Regions from separate parts of the Homo sapiens genome. Here region 2 is linked to region 1. The links are chromatin loops, found by intact Hi-C in ENCODE. Cell type or tissue: PC-3. All regions are shown on one strand. Each heading gives the region's core, and the rest is flanking DNA. Links, peaks and the distances in the headings are about the cores only. Region 1 overlaps MACROD2 (mono-ADP ribosylhydrolase 2). Region 2 overlaps MACROD2 (mono-ADP ribosylhydrolase 2).

Region 1 (7,996 bases), core at 961-5,960:
TTGTGGTATCGATAGATTGCTGAAGTGTACATAAACTCTTGGCAGCACTGCCCTGAGAAGTGAGAGCTCCTTCCTTGAATCTGAGCTTGAACACGTAATTGGCTTTGGTCAGTGGGACGATAGCAAATCTTACACGATCAGAGACATGAAAAGTGTTGTGCAAGGGGGCTCGCCCTCTGGCTAGGTGGATCCCTTCTGCCACCATGAAAACAAGCCTGGGCCAGCCAGTTGAGGATAGAGACCCCGCATGGAGAGAACTCCAAGCTAAGAGTCCTGAGATATAATAGATGTCTGTTTTTAAGCCATTATACTATGAGGCGGTTTGTTATGTAGCAAAAGGTAACTATTACTGGGTCTCAAGAAAAGAATTGTTGCAAATTCCACATCATCGCCATCGATCGTCTAAGTAATAAAAGATGGCTTGAGTCATCTCCCTTCTTTGGGATTCTTGTTGTGTCCATAAAGTTTGACCATGAAGACATCTTTTTTTGTTGACCACCCTTCCTGGGGTTTGAGGGTGATTCTTAAATACTTTAACTTTTTAAGGGAAAGGAATCTCCTTAGCAGCTGGCCAAGAAACTGGTAGTAATGCCCGCCATTAACTTCAGGAGAGAATAAGAGACTTGTTTGAAGAAGGAAAAAAAGTTTACTTGAGTTTTAAAAATTTGACAATTGTGAGTGGTAAATGTAATCTGACTGTTTATGAAATAACCAATCACTTAATTAAGGCCTAGAAAAGCAAAGAGAACCTCTCAATTTCTGAAAAGGAATATTAAGTCCTCTAGCTAGAATATCAGTTCATCCCTTAGAAAGGCAGCTTGCTTCTATTGTGAAGAAGTACTAAGCATTAAATGATGAGAAGGAAACCATAAGGAGAAATGGCTCTGATGGAGATGGCTTGTGATGAGCAGAACTTTGCTTCTAAGAAATAAATCTCCAGGTTAGAAATGTTATTAGACATTACCAAAGGGAACACACAGAGACCCACACTAAAAAGCATACTTGGCTGGGAGAAAAAACAAATAAAAAACATAAGAGAAATATGACAATTATTTCCATCATCATCTTCAGATGGAGGAGTAAGAGTGATATTTATTTTCTTCTTCTCACATCCCTGAGTTAGTTTATCTCTCTCTTTCTCTCTCTCTCCAGAATATTTTATTGCTTCCATGAAAGGATGCCAAAAACAAAAAGTATATGCATTAATTTTATATCTGCTTTTCTTGAAAGTATAAAAAGTACAAATACTTACATTGTATAGATTGTCATTGCAACATTGGGTGAAGGCAGGCCAAGTACAAGCTCTATTATCTGTCTATCTCACCAATCTTATCTACACACATGTGTATATATCTCTGTGATATGTCTATCTTGACATATTCCTTTCTTGTTGCTGTTGTAAATATGTTCACTTTATTTCACTTCAGGATCTCATTAACTTTTTATGTTTTCCCTCTTTAACACAAAAAACACATAAATATATGCAAACAGTATATGAAGGATAATCATAGTATTTATAGATTGAAAAATAAAAATATTCTTTCCCACCGTAATAGATTTGCATGTATCATTTCAGTTTGCTTGTGCCATTTTCTACACATTTACAAACCTGAACAATACACCGTTCAATAATGAATGTTTCTGTTATGAAAATTAGATCACACTTTATTGGTAAATAGGGGAATCATCAGTATAATATAGAAGTCACATTGGTTCACATGTTTGTTGTTTATAAGGCAAGGAGAACCAGAAGAATGGGAGTAGAATTATAAATTTCAGCAGGAAAGAACAGAGCTCTGAGCTCAGTATTTGAACTGGCAGCAGAGGCCGTTTTGTTTGCATTAAAAATAATAATAAGGAAAAGCTAGCAATTGCATCCAGAATTCCTTTCTTCGAGAGGAAAACCCAGCTGTCAATGGATAGCAGGTTGCACTGCAATGAAGGCCAAGGGGTAAGAGCCTATAGAGCATGGAGGGCTATGTCTGATAGGGTAGCTAGACAAGACCTCTTTGAGGAAGTGCCATTTGAGAAGAAATGTCACTAGAAGAAGTGAGAGAGCAAGGCAGCAAAGACCGGGGGTTGTGTGTGGTTTTCCAAGCAGAGGGAACAGCAAGTGAAAAGGCTCGAGGTGGACACAAGCATGGGACATTTGGAGAATAGCAGGAAGGCCAGCATGGGTAGAGTGAGCAGAGAGCAGAAGGAGAAAACCAAGAGATTAGCAGGGACTAAATCATAAAGGTCATCGTAGGCTGAGATGAGAAATTTAGACTTTATTCAGAGGGTGCTTGGAAACCACTGGAGAGTTCTGAGCAAGAAATTGCTGTGATCTGATTTTGTGTTTAAAAACTCACCCTGGATGCTGCCTGAGAATCCAATATAAGGGGAAAGAGTCAAATCAGGAAAACCCATCAGGAAGCTTTTATAGCAGCTTAGATGAAAGGCAATGATGTTTTGAACTATGGTGGTGGCATCGGAAGAAGACGTATTTTAATAATAAAACTGGTAGGTGGCTGGCACATGGATTGGAGGTGGAGTGCAAGGGAAGGAGAGAAATCAAGAACAATCCCTAGGCTTGGGTCTGAGTAAATGGGTGAATGGTGAGGCCATTTATGATGGCGGGAAAGGCTGGGCAAAACAGGTTTGGTGGAAGGGAAGGAGTCAAGAGTTCCTTTTAGACAGTTAATTTTAAGATGCCTATTAGACATCCCTGTAGAAAACTATGAATTTCAAGGTGGTATTAAATGGATGAACAGAACAAATAAATATTCTTTCTAATGGTCAAGTAATCAGAACTTGCTAATGATATGTGACAGTGTTCATCTTAATCAGATCAATATAACAGAAAAAAATAATATAAAATAGAAGACATAGAAGAACTTCAAAATAGAACATAAACACTAGGTCATATCAAATTGAGTGGCAAGTTTAACAAGGCAAAAGTGGCAGATAATGGTGCACAGCACAGCCAGCTTTCTCTTCATCATACACTTCTCTTCTATGGAATGGCAGGGCTTTGTTTCAACTGGCTGGCCACTTCCAGCCTTTCTTCCAGTTTGGTTCTAAACCCTGCAACCCTCCCACTTACAAATGTAACTCTTTAATATGTTATTGAAATTATGCAAATCTTGCTAAAAATCTAGCTCAAATCAAAGTATATTTATGTCTTACTTTGATATTAGAAAATTAGGGTATGTTTCACAGATTTCCAACTATCATAACATGTATCTTTTTATTCATGCATTATAAAAGTAATTTTCTTGCAAATATTACCTAAACAGAATCAATTAGCCATGAAACTACACAGCCTTTGAATGCATTGGTCTGTATTTGTAACAATTGACCCAAATTCAATTTTCTCAGTTGAGTTAGCAGAAAGCATGTTAAATAGAACATTGAGACAAAAATCTGTGTTTTTTTTTTAAGGCAAGATTATTTGGATCTGATTTCTGTCCATATTAGGCCAGTTCTCCACTTCTTCTATTATACTTAGTCATAGTCTAAGCATGTAGCTATGACTGTATCAAATATTCATTGCTAGTGCCAGATAGGTAAATATATCAAAAGCCAAAGTTATAAAGAACACTTTCACCTAGTCACAATCTGAGAACACCTTCAAATGCCTGTGATGTTTGTGTGTATGTGTGTGTGTGGTGAATATATACTTGCACACCACACTTCTTTTTCCTTCATTCAACCTTTGTCTGGTGTCTTACATCATAAAATGATATGATACCACTTGATGGCAGGCTTTGATGTTGTAAAGTTACTTCCCAATTCAACTCACTGCTGATGTTGTTCAAAGTCAAAACCATCTCGGGTGGTTCTGCCACTGAGCGCAATCAGGATGGGCTCGACAGAGGAGCACTGAACTGTCACTGCCCTTCAGGGGTCAAGATGTCTCCCTCTTACTGAGATATGTCAGTGGCGGTGCGCAGAGGGTCCCTTTAAGTATCAGTTATCAGGTAAAATTCATCAAAGACCAAAACCAGAGCTAAGCAGCTACACTGTCTGAAAACATCCTCTTGGCTTTTAACAAGAGAACTGAGCAGCAAATAGAATGGTTACAGCTTTCTAAAGGAAAACCAAAATACTGAAATTCCCTTACCGTTGTTGTTAATGAATTTATTCTCACCAAATGGTTATCTGGATGTAAGACACCAAGACTTCCACTCCATTTGGTATGTGTATATGTTGTGCATGTGCCCGTACACTCACTCATTGGGCACATATTCTTTCAAATAGACCTTATAGATGGTACAGTAATTGTAACAAGCAATGACAAAACTCAGATAGCAATGATCGTTTAGTAGTGCTCATGAATATCTGGATGGTCTTTGGTTATTAGCAAGTCACCAGAACAGTTTTATCTTACATGTCCCTCACCCCTCTCCTGGGACTAGCAGACTGGCCAGGAATATTCTTCTCATAGCCATAACAGGGTGCAAGAGGATGAGCAGCTGCACCAAGGCCAATGAAAGCCTGGACTAAGAGCCACAAGGAGGCTGTTAACTCTGCTTCTTTCTATTGGTCAAAGCAAGTCACATGGTCAAACTCATGCTCAAAGTGGTTGGGGAAACAGACCTGCTCCTTTAGTGGGAGGAGCTCCAAGGTCACATGGCAAAGGGTGTAGGAACAGGGAGGTTTAGGTAGAATGGTTAGTAATTTGTCTACCAGAGCCCACCTATGCATCTTTTAATCTGAAGAAATAACAGTAGCACAAGGTCTAAAAACATGGAATTGAGGGCAGACAGACCTGAGTTCAAATGCTTACTAGCTCTGGCCCTGGAGTAATCAATGTCACCTGCCTTGTCCTTACTTTCCACGTGAGTAAGATGAAAACAGTAACATTCGCCTCACAGGATTTCTGTGATTACTGAAAAAATGTATGAACAGTAGTCTGTAGTATTCTCCTAAGAAGTTATGGCACTTGTTATCATTGTTATTGTTATTGCCATTATTTCCATTATTATTATTATTCAAACCTAGAAATAGCTGGGGCTTTTATTCTATCATCTGTCAAAATTGGCATACTCAATTTCTTCCTTAAATGCTTCAGATAGAAATCATATCACCTCTGCCCAAAAAATTACCCAAAGAAAACAAAATAAAACCTATGGGCTGCATGTCCTTGGGCATCATTCCTGTCCCACACAGCTGTTGAAAGGAGAATCTGTGAGGTGAAACACTGTGTGTAAATAGGGAAATTTAAAGAAAGCTTTAGAAGCTGAGAAGGAAATCAAAGGTCTTCCTGCAGTCATTACTGGGGAAAATGAGTTGCTTTGCTTTGGCAGGCATTATTTTCTTTTGAAATCATTTGGAAAATAGGTTATTTGCAAGGCTTAGTGATTGAGCGGTTGGCCGAGACTGGTACATATTTTGGGGAAAAGCGCTCTAGCTTTTCTGGATTGGATCTTCTGTAAAATCTGAGTCACCACACCATAGCCCCAACCCTGTCTCCTCATGTCTTAGTTTCATGTTCAGTGACATGCTTAATGTTCTTGAATTTTGCCTATAACAAAATGTGGATATACGTGTAACACATACTCTTGATGGTTAAAATAGGCTTTAATAGCCTTTTTCTCCCCCTCAATTGATCAGATCATTGAAGCGATTTTTGTTATCTCTTGCACAATTAAAACAATTGCCTTAATTATTTACTAAGCTAAATTCTTCCCTTTTGCACTGAGGTTGTATTTGAGTGATAATAATTTAGCTTATTTTTAAACAGGATAAGTTTTAAAAATTCAAAACTTTTGGCCGGGCACAGAGGTTCAGGCCTATAATCCCAGCACTTTGGGAGGCCAAGGCAGGCAGATGACCTGAGGTCAGGAGTTTGAGACCAGCCTGGCCAACATGGTAAAACCCCATCTCTACTAAAAATATAAAAATTAGCTGGACCTGGTGGTGCGTGCCTGTGATCCCAGCTACTTGGGAGGCTGAGGCAGGAGCATCACTTGAACCAGGGAGGCAGAGGTTGCAGTGAGCCAAGATCACACCACTGCACTCCAGCCTGGACAGTAGAGTGAGACTCCGTCTCAAAACAAAATAAAACGAAACAAAAAACACTTTTATCTAAATGACTGTACGCAGTATATTTCATTCATGTTATGGACTCTTGATAGTTTCAATATATGCAGAGTCTGAAATTCCTTTCTAGGTTTCATTTAAACTCAGTTTTCTGAATCTAGCCTTTTTGTTTTTTCTCCTTCTGTGGTAATATTCCTTTTTGGCTTTCTTCATATCTCATCTTAACTTCAAAATCCCTAATTTTTGTTTTATTGAAATAGAATTGCGAATTTGGTCCCTTTTGAACCACAGTGTCTGTGTCCATTCACATAAGGTCACTCAGGAAATATGAGCTGAAAAACAGTGTGCAGGGTACTTCCAGGCATTTTGCTAGATGTCGGTGTGTGCATGCTTGAAGTAAAAGCATAAATTGCTACTTTTATCTTCTCCTCCCTCTCCTGGGGAGTCCTCCTGCCCTCTCTCCCTGCACTCTGCCCCCAGAGATGCATGACCTATTCCGCAGTGGGAAGCAAGGAAGGAATGCGTGGGGTTGCCGTGCAGTGCCTGGTTTTCCTGTCCCAATGACCAAGATGAGATCCAGAGTTGCCTTCTGTGATCCCAGAAATGTTTCCTGCAGCAGCCACTGGGCTGGAAAGGCAGGTGCCTACTGAGCTGTGTCTTTCTCAGCTGTCTGCCGAAGCTGCACTTCTCAACATAGCAGAGCCTCTACTCCCTGTAATTTCAGCCCCATCTGGTAAAGCCCACCTGGCTCTCTTGAGGCATTCCCTTTGCGTAAGTGGCTGAGAAGCAGCTGAGATACCCCTCCAGGAATTGGCAGCTGCTGTCAAGCCTTTGGTTTCTCCAGCTTCAGCGAGCAGCTCTGGGTCATTTTCGTGAAGCCGAGACACTCCTCACGATGATTCAATCCAAAGGATCAGATATGACCCTGAGGTCCTTTTTTGATCCCACGAGTGTCTGAACATGCATTACAGGAAGATGTTTTGTGATTGGCTCACGTGGGGTTGATCTTTGTGGCACTCCAGTCATGAATTTCTCAAAGGGAGAATGGTTCTATTCTCTGTTTGTCCTGTGAGCACAATATTGTCATTATTATTTGCACTTTTCTGAAGCTTTACGCGGCAAAAATTCAGTTCTCCTCTTGGGAAAGGCAGCTTTGCTTTAAAGCAAGAATTGTAGCATTTTCCTGGTACAAATGCATGTACGAGTTCTGTAATAGAAAACTCCTGTAGGCATTCACTGATGTTTCCCTTCTGGCCTAAACTGCTGGGTGTGACTAGTTTAAAAACTGTCAAAATGACATAAAACAGTTATTAAAACCACTGGCTGCCTCACTGCCAGAGGGCAATATTGTCCCATAAATAGTCTACGTCGCAATAGTGCTCAAAGCAAGACTGAGCCATCAAACCTAAGGGCAGAAGGCACTTTAAACTCCCGGTAGAGTGCAATCACATGTAGAGTCCCACATAAGCAAATGGACACATTTGTTGCAGGCGCAATTTGGGAAATAGGTACAAGTGAAACCTAGGCATTTCCAGTATCTATCTGAGCACCTAAGTGAACATGTAATTGCACAATGAGCCTTTCACAGCAACTCAATTAAACATGTAAATTATTGCCAAATGTCCCCAGCAGCCACAGAACGTTTTTGGTGTCCAACGTCATTATCCTCTATCAGGCATTTGTGCATTGGAGTACACATTTCTGTAATTAAATAGTAATTATTTTTACTTCCAGTTCCATTAGTAATATATAAAATCATAAGTACTATATTGTCTTTTTTCTTTTTTGGCATGGATTCATTATATTCTTAGTGAAAACGCTCCTTATGGAATTAACGGGTTCCCACAGAGGCATCTTTGAACATCTTTGTCTTTGGAAGGATAGAATGACTATGGGGTCCATTTCTGTTTTTTTTTTTTTTTTTTTTTGAGATGGAGTCTTGCTCTGTCACCCAGGCTGGAGTACAGTG
Region 2 (7,996 bases), core at 1,709-6,708, 55 kb before region 1:
AAAATCACAGTTGGTCTTCTCTCTATATAAATAGCAAATGTGGATCAATTTAGTGAAATTAAAGTTATTTCAATAATGTTATCATTCAATAATGCTGTTAGGACTTATCTTCTTACATGCAAATGTAAAAATTTACATTTGTTACTTGTAACCAGTTCTATCCATAAAAGATAATAGTAAATTGCACAATAACTTTCAGTTTCATTCCTGTACATTACTATTTCTTGTTAATAAATGTAATTAAGTTATGACTTCAAACATGGTATATTTTATCATAACTATTTCATTAACTATCCATGAAAACAATAAAGAAAAATTCAACTATTCAAACAAAAGTTTAGGATGTATCACATATCATTTGGCTTAGAGACTATTAATATAGTTTATATTAATATAGTATTGTAAAACATACACACCACATTTTAGATCTGTTGTCTGGTAAGTGTACGCCACAAAGGTACAAGAATAGATCCCAGGATTCAAGCTGGATTATTTTCCCTGCTGGACTTTGCTTTAATTTGTATCATTATAATGGCCAATTGACCAGATCTGCATGTCCCTAAATTCCTGATCCTCAAAGTTCATTCTGATGTTTTCAATGATTAATGAGGCTACTTGTTTTTTCAATGCTTCTTGACTAAAAGTGAAACAGCAATCGCATAATAATTATTTGACAGAATTTCAATGTAGTTCATGTACTTTCCAGGGCTCTAGATTGAGTGTCCTAACTGTTGCACAGTTCAAGTCCTGACATTACATTGAAAGATGCAGTCCTATAAAATAATGCAGTTTTCACACTCTTCATATGGTATACAGTCGTCCCTCGGTATCCACAGGGGACTGGTTCTAAGACTAAGACCCCCTTGGATCCCAAAAGCCACAATGCTCCATCCTCTTATTAAAAATGGCATACTATTTGCATATAATCTATGCACATCCTCCTGTTACTTTAAATCATCCCTAGAGTACTTATAGTACCTAATACAATGTAAATAGTTGTTATACTGTATTGTTCAGAGAATAATGACAAGAAAGATGCGTGTACATGGTCAATACGGACACACTATCCATTTTTTGAACATTTTCAATCCAAGGTTAGTTGAATCTACAGACATGGAGCCCACAGATTCAGAGGGTTGACTGTACATGCAAGTATATACAATTTATTTCAATAAGAAAACTAAAAGTTAGCATTTCCAAATCCGGCCCAGACTGTATTTAATGCAAAGCTATCATGGTGATGTCAGGGTCAGAAATGTATTATTAGCACCCAATATACTTTCTTGTCTTCAAAACTAAATTTTAAAATATCTAATAATTTATAATAAATATTAAATAGAAATACAAATTACAACCAAGTAATTTGTAATATGTCCTGCGGAGTGAGGGACTTATAAAACAAAGGAGGAAAATTGCTGGATATTTAGAAACTACATTTTAAATAAAATAGTAAAATGAAGAAATGTTTTAAAATAATTTACACAAAATATTGTACAACTTAATATGAAGACAAGCAATGCTTTAAGGAAATATATACACGAAGTAACTATAAAGGAGAAGAACTGAATTTTATTAAAATTAAGAATTTATGGTCATTAAGACACTACTAAGAGAATAAAAAGGCAAACCACAGAGAAGATATTTGCAGTATGACCAAGGATCTGTGTCTGTGGATCTATTTGATGGCACACATGTCTGGAGAGGTAAATGCTAGCCTCTCAGAAAGGTGCTCCATTGTGTAATGTGAACAGCAGGGGCTTAGTCCCAATGCTGAGTACAACATATTTAGGTGGCTATATATTCAGGCGACTTGGGGCTCTGAAGTCTAAAACTGAGAGACTCTTTTATTTCTCATGTTGATATAGCATGAATACAAATTACCAAATACATATTAATAAAGCTCAGATGACATCTTAAGGAGTGACAGAGACAATGAAAAGACAATGGGAGAAACTATAAAAAACTTAAAACAAGCTATCCTTGCTGGGAGGTTTTCTTAGCAGAATTCTCAGGCAGAGAAAAGATAGCAGTGAACACATTTAAGAAAATATATATCAAAGCTGATTTTATTTTAAAGGGCTTATTCCCAGTTCTGACAGGCCATTGAGAATAGGTACAATTTTAGCATAAATCACTCGATTAGGTTTTAGTTAGACACACAGCCCATCTTCTAAAAATATTCAAACTACTGTACTAAAAACTGGCAGAAGGGCCCAGGCACAGTGGTTCATGACTGTAATCCCAGCACTTTGAGAGGCCAAGGAGGAAGGATCGCTTGAGCCCAGGAGTTCGAGACCAGCCTAGGCAACATGGTGAGACCCTGTCTCTACCAAAAATAATAAAAATTAGCTGGGTGTGGTGGTGTGCTCCTGTAGTCCCAAATACTCAAGGGGCTGAGGCGGGAGGACCACTCGAGCCTGGGAGGTTGAGGCTGCAGTGAGACTGTGCCACTACACTTCAGCCTGGGTAACAGAGCAAGACCCTGTCCTCGCCCCCACCCCCTACTCCTGCCAAAAAGAAAAAAGACGGGCAGAGGGGTGGAGGATGGCTAATGGAAAGACTTTAACTGTACCCATTCATGCTTCAGCACACAGTGTCGCTTCTCCTAGGATATAGAGCATGGTATAGTTGAGGTTTAAAGAGCTGCTTAAAAAAAAAATCTATTGTGTATATTTAAGATTTGCAACATGATATTATGGGATACATATAGATAGTAAAATAGGTACTACAGTGAAGCCATTTAACATATCTATCATCTCACACAGTTCTTTTTTATTGGGGTGAGAATAACAAAAATCTACTTATTTAACAAAAATCCAAAATTCAATTTTATTAGCTGTAGCCTTCATGCTGTATATTCAGTCTCTGGAGTTGTTCATTCTATATATCTGCCACTTTGTATCTGTTGACCTATATCTCTCCATTTCCTCCCCCTCTTCCCAACCCCTGGATAGCTTTATTATCTCTCTCTGAATATCTGAACTTTTTTTTAGATTGCACATATAAGTGAGATTATGCAATAATTTATCTTCTGCATCTGGCCTATTTTGCTTAACATAAATGTCCTTCATGCCCATCTATTTTGTGGTAAATGGCAGGATCTCCTTCCATTTTAAGGCTAAATAATATTCCATTGTGTGTGTATATTTTATATATATGTTTATGTACCTATATTGACATATAAATATATCGATATAGATATATATTTATATATCAATATAACTATATATTTATATACTTATATATTTATATATATTTATATAATTATATACTTATTTATATTTATATAAATATATATAAATATTTTATATATGTTATCTATATTTATATTTATTTATTTATATACATTTATATAATTATATACTTATATATTTATATTTATATATAAGTATATATATTTATATACTTATATATAAAATATATATTGATATCTCTCTATACTATGTAAATATTTATATATGTTTGTATATATAAATATATATATTTTTATATATATAAATATATAGATACAGATTTACACCACATTTTCTTTGTGCATTCATCCATCAATTTACAGGTTGTTTTCAGAACCCAGCTATTGCAAATAATGCTGCAATGAACATGAAAATGCAGATATCTTTACAAGGTAGTGATTTCATCTACTTTGGGCATATACCTGGCAGAGAGATTGTTGCGTCACATGGTATCAAAGAGCTTGCTTTTGAATCCCTGCTTCTCCAATTACTAGTTGTGTAATAACTTCACGGCTTTGACTTCATTTGTCAAGCAAATATTTGCTGAACTGGCACATAGTACCAGCTGCAGGGAATGCATAACCAAAAAAAGCCACAGTTCGTGACTTCTTGGTGAGAGAAACAAACAAGTTAACAATTGCTATCATTAGAGCGTGGTCAGTGCTGTGATAGAATCTATTAGCACAGGGCACTGGCTCCAGGAGCATATCAGCAGGATACTAAAGCCAGTCTTTTCAGAGGAGTTTCAACCAGAGTGACTTCATCCTGAATAGAGACTGGGTAAAATGAGGCTGAGACCTGCTGGGCTGCATCCCCAGGAGGTTAAGGCATTCTAAATCACAGGATGAGATAAGAGGTCAGCACAAGATAGGGGTCATAAAGATCTTGCTGATAAAACAGGTTGTGGTAAAGAAACTGGCCCAAACCAGCCAAAACCAAGGTGGCAGTGAAAGTGACCCCTGGTTGTCCTCATTGCTCATTATACACTAATTCGAATACATTAGCATCCTAAAAGACACTTTCATCAGTGCCATGACAGTTTACAAATGCCATGGCAACTTCTGGAAGTTACCCTAGATGGTCTAAAAGGGGGAGGAACCCTCGGTTCTGGGAATTGCCCACCCTTTTCCCAGGAAACTCACGAATAATTCACAATTTGTTTAGCATACAATCAAAAAAGAACTATAAGTATACTCAGTCGAGCAGCCCATGCCACTGCTCTGCTGATGGAGTAGCCATTTTTTTATTCCTTTACTTTCTTAATAAACTGGCTTTCACTTTACTCTTTGGACTCTCCCTGAATTCTTCCTTGAGGAAGGTCCAAGAACCCTCTCTTGGGGTCTAGGTTGGGACCCCTTTCCAGCAACAGCCTTGAGGGACCAGGAAAAGCCACCACAGGGTGGGACAAAACATGTAAGCTGAGTCCTGAACAATGAGCAAGGGTTCCCCAAGGCATGAAGGAAGAGCAGAGAAGAGACCCTGCTATGAAAATCCTCGAGGAAAAAGAAAGCATAGCTTTTGGGGGAACAAGAAGTGGTCCAGTAGGTAACTGGCATTCAAATAATAAAATGACAAGAAGTAAGGCTGAAGGAAGGGCAGGGCCAGGCCAGGCCACACTGAGGATGCACCTACGCTTTATTCTGAAACTAATTAGGGAGGAAAGAACCCAATTAAAATTGCAATTTAAAACCTTCATCTGGACTTTAAAGGGTGAGATGGAGAGGAGGATGGTGGCAAAAATATAGACAGAGAGATTAGAAGGGTGTGGTGGTGATCCAGGAGAGATATGGTGGTGGTCTAACCTAAGATACTGGCACCAGGGATTAAGAGAAGAAACAGTTGTGAGAGGCATTAGGAAAGAAAAATTAACAGAACTTAGTAAGATATCGGGCATGGTGAACAATGGTATGTCAGAAATGAGGCTTGGATTTCATTTTGGGCATAGTTTGGTATGAACTCATTAGATACCATTCAAGCTTGCATAAGTGAGTTTCAGAAGAAAGTATCGTGTTTAGCAAACTGCCAATACAAAATCTGCTCTGAAGAACTAATTTTTTGGTGGGCACATTCAGGGAGGCTGATCAATTGTGAGAAAGATTCTAATATTTCCTAAAGGAATCTAACAACAGTGCTGTATCAGAGGAATAGTAGGATATTTCAAATAAACACAGCCTATCTCTTTCTTTCTTGTCACTTATTATTGGGATGAGTGCGCTTTATAAATTGGTTTGCAGAAAAATAATTATAAGAAGTTTATCTTTGCTTTGATTTAAGAGAAAACTGAGTACTTGAAGCATTCCCTCTTCAGCTGACAGCGACTTTTGTGTACAGTATGGATAACCAGATCAAACACCAACCAATAAAAGTTCTATAACAAGACATGTTAATTGAGCCCACAACTTGTGAGAAGAATCTTGAGAACTTACAAAGGCTTAGCCTCCGCTCTCATTGAACTCCATGAGATCAGGTAACGAGCATCGTTTTTTTTTGTGCGTGGACAAGTAGGTATTGAATTCTCGCTGGCACGAACATGGCACCTCATTTAAGCCATTAGACAAAGTCTCTACCATCAGGGTTTATCAATTTATCACTACCAGAGTTTCTATCTGTTTTCACAAAATTGTCTTGGTCTTTTACAGGTTAAAGTCCTCTTTCTCCAGCAAGGCCATAAGTACATGGGAGACAGGGATCCTGCTATATCCTTTCTTTGCATCTGGACTTACCATCGTAATGCCTAGTACAGACTGGAGCTAATGAAGTCCTGCTGCCTGGGGTCAAACTAACAAGAGGGTTGATCATCTATCAGTATCAGATATAAGTTTGCTTGTCAAATATCGAAGGAGCAGAAGGAAGAAGCCGTGGGAGTTATCAAGGTCTTTTGATAAGCTATAAGGTCTATGAATGATTAATCTACTTGCATGTAATGAGTTTAGCTTAGTGACTGCAACGTGTATTGCTATGGCTTGTAAATGATGAAAATCTATTTTTTTTTTGGTTAAAATCAGAAACAAATGAGAATTCGAAGACTATGCCATGTATGGATAGGTAAGTGTTTCATGGTTGCCAGTAGAATTCAGGCTGGTTTGCATGAATTAATGAAAAAGTCTGATTCCAGTACAATTTGGGGGTTCGATGGAGTTGACCTAGCATACAAAAGTCATTGCAGGCTATGTCTTGATCACAGAACACTTACAGAAAACATTATTTGCTAAGTGGAAGAAGCAGCTGCATTATCTACCAGATAATTTGCAATATATCAATTCATTGACCTTCCTACCATGAACTCTTCTCACTCTTCTCATATTACTTAAGTTAGTCCTATGGGTATAGTATGTCAGGCCAAATAGGATCATATATGTGATGTATATGTATTATATACATATAATGAATATATGTAGAGAGAGACAGAGACAGAAAGAGATACACACACACAAACACACACACGCAGAGGGAGACGGAGAGATGGACTGGGGAAGGAAAGATAGCTTTTCTGATGATTAAATAATGTCAGCTTGACACATTAATAACTCCTCAGATATTCAGGTTACAATTGACTAATTATGTAAATAAACTTAAGATTTAAAAGTTTTGAAATCTAATAATCAACATCATGGAAAAAAACTCAAACCCTGTTAACTTCTAGAATCCCATTTTACTTATCAGTGGCAACAAGCTGACTGGCAGAAGAAGAAAAGTTGCATAATTTGACTAGAAGTCTAAAAGTCAGACTCATATAACTTCAACTTAAAAAAGATAATTGAGGAGATAATTTTTCCAGGAAGTCCTTGCTTCCATTATATCTGAATATTTTAGTAAAAAATTTCAAAACTTAGAACTACCTGGACAACTGTCATAATATTTCATTCTGCTACGATCAGGAAGATGTCACTCAAGTAGAAGTGTTTCTTACTTTTGACTATTCTCTCCCATTTCTTGTCTACCCAAGGGAGACTGAGATTGGGATAAAAGGAGGCATCTAACAGTGTCATATGAACACCAGCTGTCGCACACAGGTCTGGAGTTCCATTTTATTTTAGACTACATTAAAAAAAAAAAGAACTATTGTTTTGCCATTTAAAAACTCTGTTAAAATATGCCACAGAGTTTCAGCCTTGGGGCATATAACAAAACGAAAACCCACTGGGTTCTTTATCCTTTAAGCTTTAAGGCACTTTAGAGAGGTGTCCATAAAATAAGTTATGTGCATTTTACCTAACTCAGGCGAGCTCTCACCGTGCTGCACTTTGAGTGATAAAAATCTTCCTCTCTCATATTCACATTTTTAAAGAAATGAGTCACTGCATTCTCAGTTTCCATGTCCAGCACTTGAAGCCAAATCCTTTTCATTTGAAAGGGATGAGGCATCCAGAGTGACTGATTTTGCAAGTTGGCCTCTATGATAAATTATTCCCAGATGCTAAGATGGATAAAGTACCCCCTCTGCCCTGAAATACCTGTGTAAGCAGGTGGATTTCAACCAGATGGTTGCAAACACTACATATTCTGCCATTCTTCTGGACATAATTAAAAGTTGAATAAAGACCTTTCCACTGCCAAAGGCATAATCATCACACTTCATCTGATAAAACATTTAGTAAGCACAGACTGTGTGCCAGAACTGTGCTGTAGCAAAAGCTTTGCACTGGTGGAATTAGTCTACACTCAGAAAATATTTATGAAACACCTGTGATGGATATTGAAGAAAGCAGGGAGAATGCATAACCCAGGTAAGTGCAGTATCATGAAAAAGTTTGTACAGGTCT

Evidence for each region. Peaks named below come from ENCODE experiments on the same cell type or tissue, not always from the same donor. Only the 100,000 strongest peaks of a DNase experiment are listed, where the experiment ranks them.
Region 2: it touches region 1 in a loop (6-fold over the local background); 2 of 110 quality-filtered maps call a loop at or near these places.

Annotation. Positions count from the first base shown.
Region 1 is chr20:15,759,105-15,767,100 of GRCh38, reverse strand. The region is part of intron 8 of MACROD2 (mono-ADP ribosylhydrolase 2); the gene reads right to left. Among named protein-coding and RNA genes, the nearest start is that of KIF16B, 810 kb to the left of the region's middle. In PC-3, for the core only: a CTCF peak has its summit at 3,747; a DNase peak (open chromatin) is centred at 3,560.
Region 2 is chr20:15,814,707-15,822,702 of GRCh38, reverse strand. The region is part of intron 8 of MACROD2 (mono-ADP ribosylhydrolase 2); the gene reads right to left. Among named protein-coding and RNA genes, the nearest start is that of KIF16B, 750 kb to the left of the region's middle. In PC-3, for the core only: no CTCF peak of the experiment used is centred there; a DNase peak (open chromatin) is centred at 3,802; H3K27ac peaks cover 708 bases.